Linked DNA regions of Homo sapiens: region 1 is linked to region 2. Evidence: chromatin loops called from intact Hi-C (ENCODE). Cell type or tissue: natural killer cell. All regions are shown on one strand. Each heading gives the region's core, and the rest is flanking DNA. Links, peaks and the distances in the headings are about the cores only.

The links. Hi-C counts contacts between places; a loop is a spot of excess contacts. Peaks named below come from ENCODE experiments on the same cell type or tissue, not always from the same donor. Only the 100,000 strongest peaks of a DNase experiment are listed, where the experiment ranks them.
Region 1: a loop joins it to region 2, with 4 times the contacts of the local background. A loop is called at or near these places in 20 of 110 quality-filtered maps.

The regions. Positions count from the first base shown.
Region 1 is chr6:90,185,374-90,189,179 of GRCh38, reverse strand. All of the region lies in intron 4 of BACH2 (BACH transcriptional regulator 2), which reads left to right. It overlaps LOC105377890 (a long non-coding RNA gene), which reads right to left. Exons shown (of 2, transcript XR_001744258.2): 2 at 3,667-3,806. Among named protein-coding and RNA genes, the nearest start is that of BACH2, 110 kb to the left of the region's middle. RefSeq lists an enhancer at 3,700-3,806. In natural killer cell, for the core only: no CTCF peak of the experiment used is centred there; DNase peaks (open chromatin) are centred at 1,259 and 1,969; H3K27ac peaks cover 1,744 bases.
Region 2 is chr6:89,951,053-89,954,858 of GRCh38, reverse strand. It overlaps BACH2 (BACH transcriptional regulator 2), which reads left to right. Exons shown (of 9, transcript NM_021813.4): 7 at 2,997-3,806. Among named protein-coding and RNA genes, the nearest start is that of GJA10, 58 kb to the right of the region's middle. In natural killer cell, for the core only: no CTCF peak of the experiment used is centred there; DNase peaks (open chromatin) are centred at 1,878, 2,378 and 2,468; H3K27ac peaks cover 1,553 bases.

The sequences.
Region 1 (3,806 bases), core at 758-3,257, 230 kb before region 2:
ACATTGTTGCTTCTCTCCAAAAAATGTATTTGTTTTTTTCTGTTGGTGAATTTTAAGAAGTTGCTTTTAGACCAAATGTAAATATACAATATAAATTTCTATATGTGTATGTTTCACAGCCATTTACTCTCTCTGTTTCTGTTTAAATTTTAAGCATTTTGGCTCTGTTTTCTTAGGAAACTTTGTAAAAAGAGAGTAATTACGGGTAGGCTGCACTAATATTATTTGTCTTCAAAGTTGCTATGTATAATTCACTATTAAGATTTATTCTCCAGGGTGAGCCCACAATTTAAGGTCAAGAGGAGGCAAAATGTTCAGAGCTAGCCTTTGGAAACTGATGTTGTTTTTTATTTTTTTTTAATCCAATGCTAAAAAACGTAAATACTCAGTCCCCTTTCGCTTTTTTTTTTTTTTTTTTTCATTTTGGGGCCACCAGACCTTATTACTAGATTGGTAGTATGAAGTAACTATTAAGATGTCCAGTTTTTCAGTAGGAGCAGAAAAAGTAAGTATAAAATATTAGCTATATTATTTTATTCAGTTTACTAGAATAAGCTTACAAATGATCAGTGTCTTTTGGTCATGAATGAGTACACAGTATGGCACACAATTTTGTACCGTGTATACTTGTATATGTATTTTTTTTCTTTTTTTCTTCGTGTTTTATTTTTGTTTTTATATATGTATTTTAATAGATATGAATAAATCAGTGCCCGGGTACCAAATAATGAGCACCCTCAAAATTTGAATTTCAAGGAACAGTGGCAGAAAATATCATTTGAAACTGAAACTATCACAGATCAACAGAAAAATGACTGAAGTTAGCTATGTATAAAATTCCCATAAGTTAACCCACACTTAAACAAATTCATGGTGTGTCTACTGACATTCTATACAAATTCATGGTGTGTCTACTGACATTCTATCAGGAAAAATAAAATAAAATAAATGTAGATAATTAAACTTTACATTTTAGAAATTAGAACACATTTATATCAAAAGCAAACAGCTGGCTGCTGGTCTGTATGACAGTCACCAAAAGGAGTTGGGGAGCCTGAAAGTTTTAGGGATGTTCCTGATTATGACAGCCCAACTGGCAGCCATATGTCACCAGTGCATTTTAAGTCTTTAGGCTTGATGACAGCAACCTATGACCACTGGGCTCCCTTGCCAGCACCTTCTGAACTTTGTGATTTTCCGCATAGTGAGACCCGTAGCCTCAGCACTGGGGCACTTGTGCTCTTCTGGGAGCTTTGCTGCTCCTCTAACTGCATGACCTCAGCAGAGTTCCTCTGCCTCTCCAGGCCACAGCCTCTATCTAAAATGTACTTAAAAAGTACTCACACCAAAGATCGGTTGTGAGAGTTAAATGAAACCACTAATGTAAAAGTGCCTACGACAGATCCTGACCCATAGTAGGTGCTCAGGAAATGTTTTAATTTTTTAAAAAACAGAATAATCTGATCCTAATCCTCTGCTCTTCTGGGAAATTCTGGTTCTCAGATTGGTTGATAAGCATTTCAGTTAATCTGTCAGCCTGGCTTTTATGAGTTTGAGTGGAATGACCCGTCTCTGTGAACAGATCCAGATGATTTCTTCATCATGCAAAGCAGAGTCCTCAGTGAGCCTGCGCTCCTGGTGACCCATCACATAGTAGAAGCAGATTGCAGAGAAGACCCTACCAAAAGCCTCAGCTGGCTCGCCCTGCTTCATGACTGCACGGTGATGTTAGTCCTTGTCAGAGTTTTATAGATTGGGCTGAAAAGTTGTTTGTTTCTTTTTTAAACAAGACAATTAAACTAAGTATATTCGTGTACCATAGTAAATGAGAGAAGTATGCATCTCACTCACAATATATTTTTTAGATGCTGTTACCCTGATTTATTTTTACTTTGACAGATACTTCCGTTTAGGGGGTGCTTTCCACAGATAGATTCTGTTGTGCAATAGAATATTCGGTACATTTTGCCTCTAGGTTTCCTCCAGATCTGTCAGGTGGCCACACCCAAGCCTCTCAGTATTGCCGTGTTCTCAATAAGACACTTGATTTATTTATTTAGTAGATGTTCTTAGTTTCCCTCAGGAGGTTTTTGTTGGCAGAATTTCTAATTTTTTATAGGGCATCCTTCTTAATATAGAGGAAGACCAATTATGTATATGCAACAGACTCAAATTAAAAGTGGCATAATTGCGATTATTCATTGCTTTTGATTTCACACTTAATTAGCCCTCTGAAGTGAACAAGTCCTTAGTGGTTAAGAGTTTGCACTCTGAGAGTTATCAGACCTGGGTTCAAATTCCAGCTCTGACACAGAGGCGTTGTGAGACCTTGGTCAAGGTCCCTAACCTTTTCCTAAACCTATCATCTGTAAAATACTGATAGAAATGCTTACCTTCCAGAGCTCTTTTGAGTATTATGTTACATCATGCAAGTGAAGCACTTAACACTCAGCACCTGCTGAGAGCACTTGGTAAATGCTACCATTGTCACGGGGGCAGGGGAGGGGCATGAGGACCGAGCTCTCAAAAAGTGACTTCTCCAGTTTAATTTAATAAGCACTTGGGATTTCACATTTCCTGCATATTTTACGATAACCTTGAAAGGAACAGACTTAGGCCAAATTTGATAACACCGTGTTTTAAATTTCTAATAAGAATACCACCTGAAACCACACTGACAGTCATTTGTAACTTCTTACAGCCACCGTACTAAAAAAACAAAAAGCTACTGTTTATTGATAGGTACATCTTGAGAGTGACTTCAAAAGTTACAGTAACCTTGGTTATATTTTAGGGAATATAAGAACTCTGAAAAGAACTTTGTGGGGTCTGGAAAACACTGTAAATGGAAGCCGCTTCATTGGATATTACTCTAGTGTTGTAAGAGTGGTTTGACTTAGGGCTGTTTTGGTTTCTTAAGTGGAACATTTTTTGTGTGTGTCTCCCTGTATTTTATATTAATTCCAGGTCTGAGTCAGTGGCGAGTCCAGTAATTGAATTAATATGGAAATCAAACTGTAAGCTCATCCTTGGAATTACATTCATTATATAACATGGAAATGGGCTAAAACAGAGAAAATTACAGTACTGTTTTACTTTCTACTTTAAATATGGTAGAGGATCGGTCTCTTCTATGAGTGTATATGCTGCAAAAAAATTTTTTAAAAGTAGCCTATTAATACACTATGATTTTAAAGGGGGAAAACAATGTATGTTCTTATTCTGTGTCACTGTCCAAGCATCAGTAACACTAAACTGGCTGCCAGAGTGAAAAAGAACCAACTACATTTGCGTAATCATCATAAAAATTATATTCTGTCTACATTTTTAATTGAGCCAGACATTGCACAGAATTAGACACAGCCTTTGCTCTCTGGGAGTTTACAGTGTAAGACAGAAGATACTAATGTGTGTAGACGTGAAGACCAGTTGAATTTAACATTTTATAAACGTGGTTGGTTCTATTTTATGCCTTTCTGGCCTTCCCCAACCCTCATAACCCATCATCAGATGTCGTTTCATCCACAGGTAATTTTCTTCTTAATTTAAGTAACCTTATTTCTTAACTATGAAAATAATATATGTTAATTTTAGAAAAATTGGAAAGTAAAGTAGAAAGAAAAAACAAAAATCATGTATAATCCCACAACCACAAAAAGATCGTGTTATATTTTAGTGACATTTTTAATGTATCATCTTAAATGTATCTATATATTTTACATAATTGGGTTCTATAAATGCAGTTTTGCCCTGTGCTTTTTTCACCTAATGTATCTTTGCATGTTTTACATATTAAGAATTTTTTT
Region 2 (3,806 bases), core at 645-3,144:
TTATCTATGACTCTTTCATGACCATATGACGATCATTTCAAGCTCAGGAAGTTTCCTAAGCCTCAGTGATCTAAGGAGTGCCATTGATTTGTGATGTGGAGACTTTGCTCATTCACCTCCTTGGTCCAATTCATACATTTAAGCATCAGCTCGTCCCTGAGCGGAGATGCTTTCTCCAGCTCCTTGCAGCCATGTGGCAGAGGGTGACTCCCAGTACTGCTTCCTGATCTACAGATCCCCATGGATGTCCCTGGCTTCTTTAGAAATTTTCTTTACAAGAGGCCACAGTGGAAGATAGTGGTAAGACTTACTTAGACCTACAGCATCAAAAAAAAAAAAAATGGTGATAAGGATGGGAGTATGAGAAAAACTGTGTGAACACTCTGGGGACTGTTGTGGGGTGGGGGGAGGGGGGAGGGATAGCATTAGGAGATATACCTAATGCTAAATGACTAGTTAATGGGTGCAGCACACCAGCATGACACATGTGTACATATGTAACCTGCACATTATGCACATGTACCCTAAAACTTAAAGCATAATAATAATAAAAAAAAAAAGAAAAACTGTGTGAACAGTATAAATAGCATTGAAATTAGTTTCCTACATTTCCCATATAGTGAGCACCTTTGCCAAAACTCAAGAAGTGTCTTATCCACCCTTTTGGCAACTGGCACATTACAGAGGAGCATAGGATCATTACGAGGGCAGGGGTCAACTCTGCATTGATTTCACCATTTCTTTCTTTGTGGTGGAGCCATGTGGCAGTAAAGGAATAGGTCATGTGACATTCTTGTCATCTTCTTCAGTTACCTATAAATACACATTTCCTTGCTTTTTTACTTTCTTTTAAAGATTCTTGGAAGAAAAGGACATAAAACAGATGTATTGTCAGTACTACATTTGCTGAACCTATTACCATGTCAGCTTAGCAGGATACAAAAGTGTCGGTCAGACCTCCTTTTTAATACTGGTACTGTGACACGGGGCAAACAAAGACCCTTGCCTGCCTGCCTTTGATCAGTTGATCGGTTCAGTTAGTTGGTTTACATGATGCCTTGCTCCAAAAGTAACTTGAGACAACACTCTCTAAACATACTGTGTTGTCACCTTGCATACACAGTAGTAGTATGTTAGGACACAGTTTGACTCATGACATATTTGGTAACATACAAGCTTTTAACAAGTATTTACCATGTGAGAGACCCCAGGTTAGATTAGATGCAAGGTTACAAAGACAGACAAAACCATTCCTGATCTGAAGGAGCTTGCTGTCTTATGGTAGAAACAGGCACAATTAGGTATAATAAAAGGGAGATGGCACTGATTGCCCATATAGAATTTATAATGTGGGTCTAGCAGTCATGGCTTTTTGTTTTGTTTTTTTAACCAAATATCTCTGGACTCATCATCTGACAGAAAAATTTAATGTGGAATCTTACTTGAGTACTTTAAAAAGATTAACAATTAAAATCCCGTTCAGTTACATGTCTAAGAAATTTCCGTTACTGGAAAGAATGCAATGATATGAAATCAGTGCTGCCCTGGAGAATCCAGCACGTCTCCTCATCTGGCTATGAGAGCTGAGAGGACAATGTCATTCATTCTCTCTAAGAGGACTGGAGAGCACTCCCAAAGGAGTGAATGTCCAGGTTGAATCTTGAACATCAATTACAGGTCCTTGCAAGAATTTTGGCTCTGTATGCTGCGGTGAGTTTAATACACACAGAAGTCAGCTACAAAGTTTACCAGTTCACCTTGCTGTGCACTCACTCCCCCCGCTAAAATTTTGTATCACTGCTACCATAGCCTCTAGCAAGGACCCCATGATTGCTGCTTTCATTTGATTTGTACAGGATTTGTAGACATGCGTCACCTTCCTGTGTGGTCAGCAGTGCTTGCAAGAACCTAGAGGATGTGTGGTTTTATGTGCAGGGTAAGGAAGCTTACCCTGATGAACACCAGCAAGTTTAATCCATTTCCATCTGAAAAAACAATTGGCCTTAGGCAACATATTCTTAATTGTCTAAGTCATTGTGTGTGAGCAGGCATGCGTGTGGGCACACACGTGTTTGTGTGCATATGCAAGCTGTGCATAAATAGCACACTTTCAATCTTTGTAAAATATAACAGATAAGCAGCAAATGACAGTAGGCTTAGCCCCTGAAGATTTACCAGGAAAAAAAGACAGCTGCATGGCAAAGCTGCTGCTAATAATTAGGGAAGGAATAGCCCATACCCTGTGCCACTCAGCAGCTTCAACCATTTAAATGAGAGCCGGTTTGTTTAACTCTGCAACCCCCATTCATTATGGGCCAGGGGTTGATTTCATCTTGAGCACACCACTTTTGATTGTTGTCATCTCTGGTGAGATAATGAGATCATCATCATCATAAGATCAGGTAGACATGATGACCGAAAGTCTCAAGTAGAAACTGTGATGGATGAGCAAAACAGGAGTTGTTTTAATGTCTCTTTTAACATTGTAAGTGAGGAAAACCTATTTTTACAACTCCCTGGAGTTAGTTTTTTGCAGGGTCACATTGCCATTTTTGTGGTTGACAAGAAAACGTTAAGGCTCTCTTGGGCTCCAGCAAGCTGCAAGAAGTGTCACAACACTCCCCCCTCGTGTAGAATGGCTCTCAACAGGACTGATTGGGAGGGAAATTAATAGGCTCCCCATTGTCACCGTGCATTTTTGCCAGGATATTTCATTAGTGTAAACACTGAACCCGTTGTCATCTTGTTTAGCCACTTGACCCTGGTGATTTTCAATTCTGCCTGTGCTGTGATGGAGTACAACAGTGGCATGCACGAGACAGGCACTAATTATTGGAAGCAGAATCATTGCTGACCCAGTACTACAAGATTAACTGCCCCTTTGCAGTCTTTATTCTGGGACATTAGCACTGTCTGGTTATCTTGCTTCAGTTGAGGGATTCGGGACAATAGCAGTGCTGATGGTAATGTTGGCGATTTCCCTGTTTGTTTTGCAGGTCACAGCCAGGGGCTTTGGGCCGCTGTTACAGTTTGCCTACACTGCCAAGCTGTTACTCAGCAGAGAAAACATCCGCGAGGTCATCCGCTGTGCTGAGTTCCTGCGCATGCACAACCTGGAGGACTCCTGCTTCAGCTTCCTGCAGACCCAGCTCCTGAACAGTGAGGATGGCCTGTTTGTGTGCCGGAAGGATGCTGCGTGCCAGCGCCCACACGAGGACTGCGAGAACTCTGCAGGAGAGGAGGAGGATGAAGAGGAGGAGACGATGGATTCAGAGACGGCCAAGATGGCTTGCCCCAGGGACCAGATGCTTCCAGAGCCCATCAGCTTTGAGGCCGCCGCCATCCCCGTAGCAGAGAAGGAAGAAGCCCTGCTGCCCGAGCCTGACGTGCCCACAGACACCAAGGAGAGCTCAGAAAAGGACGCGTTAACGCAGTACCCCAGATACAAGAAATACCAGCTTGCATGTACCAAGAATGTCTATAATGCATCATCACACAGTACCTCAGGTTTTGCAAGCACATTCCGGGAAGATAACTCTAGCAACAGCCTCAAGCCGGGGCTTGCCAGGGGGCAGATTAAAAGTGAGCCGCCCAGTGAAGAGAATGAGGAAGAGAGCATCACGCTCTGCCTGTCTGGAGATGAGCCTGACGCCAAGGACAGAGCGGGGGATGTCGAGATGGACCGGAAACAGCCCAGCCCTGCCCCTACCCCCACGGCCCCAGCTGGGGCCGCCTGCCTGGAGAGATCCAGGAGCGTGGCCTCGCCCTCCTGCTTAAGGTCTCTGTTCAGCATAACGAAAAGTGTG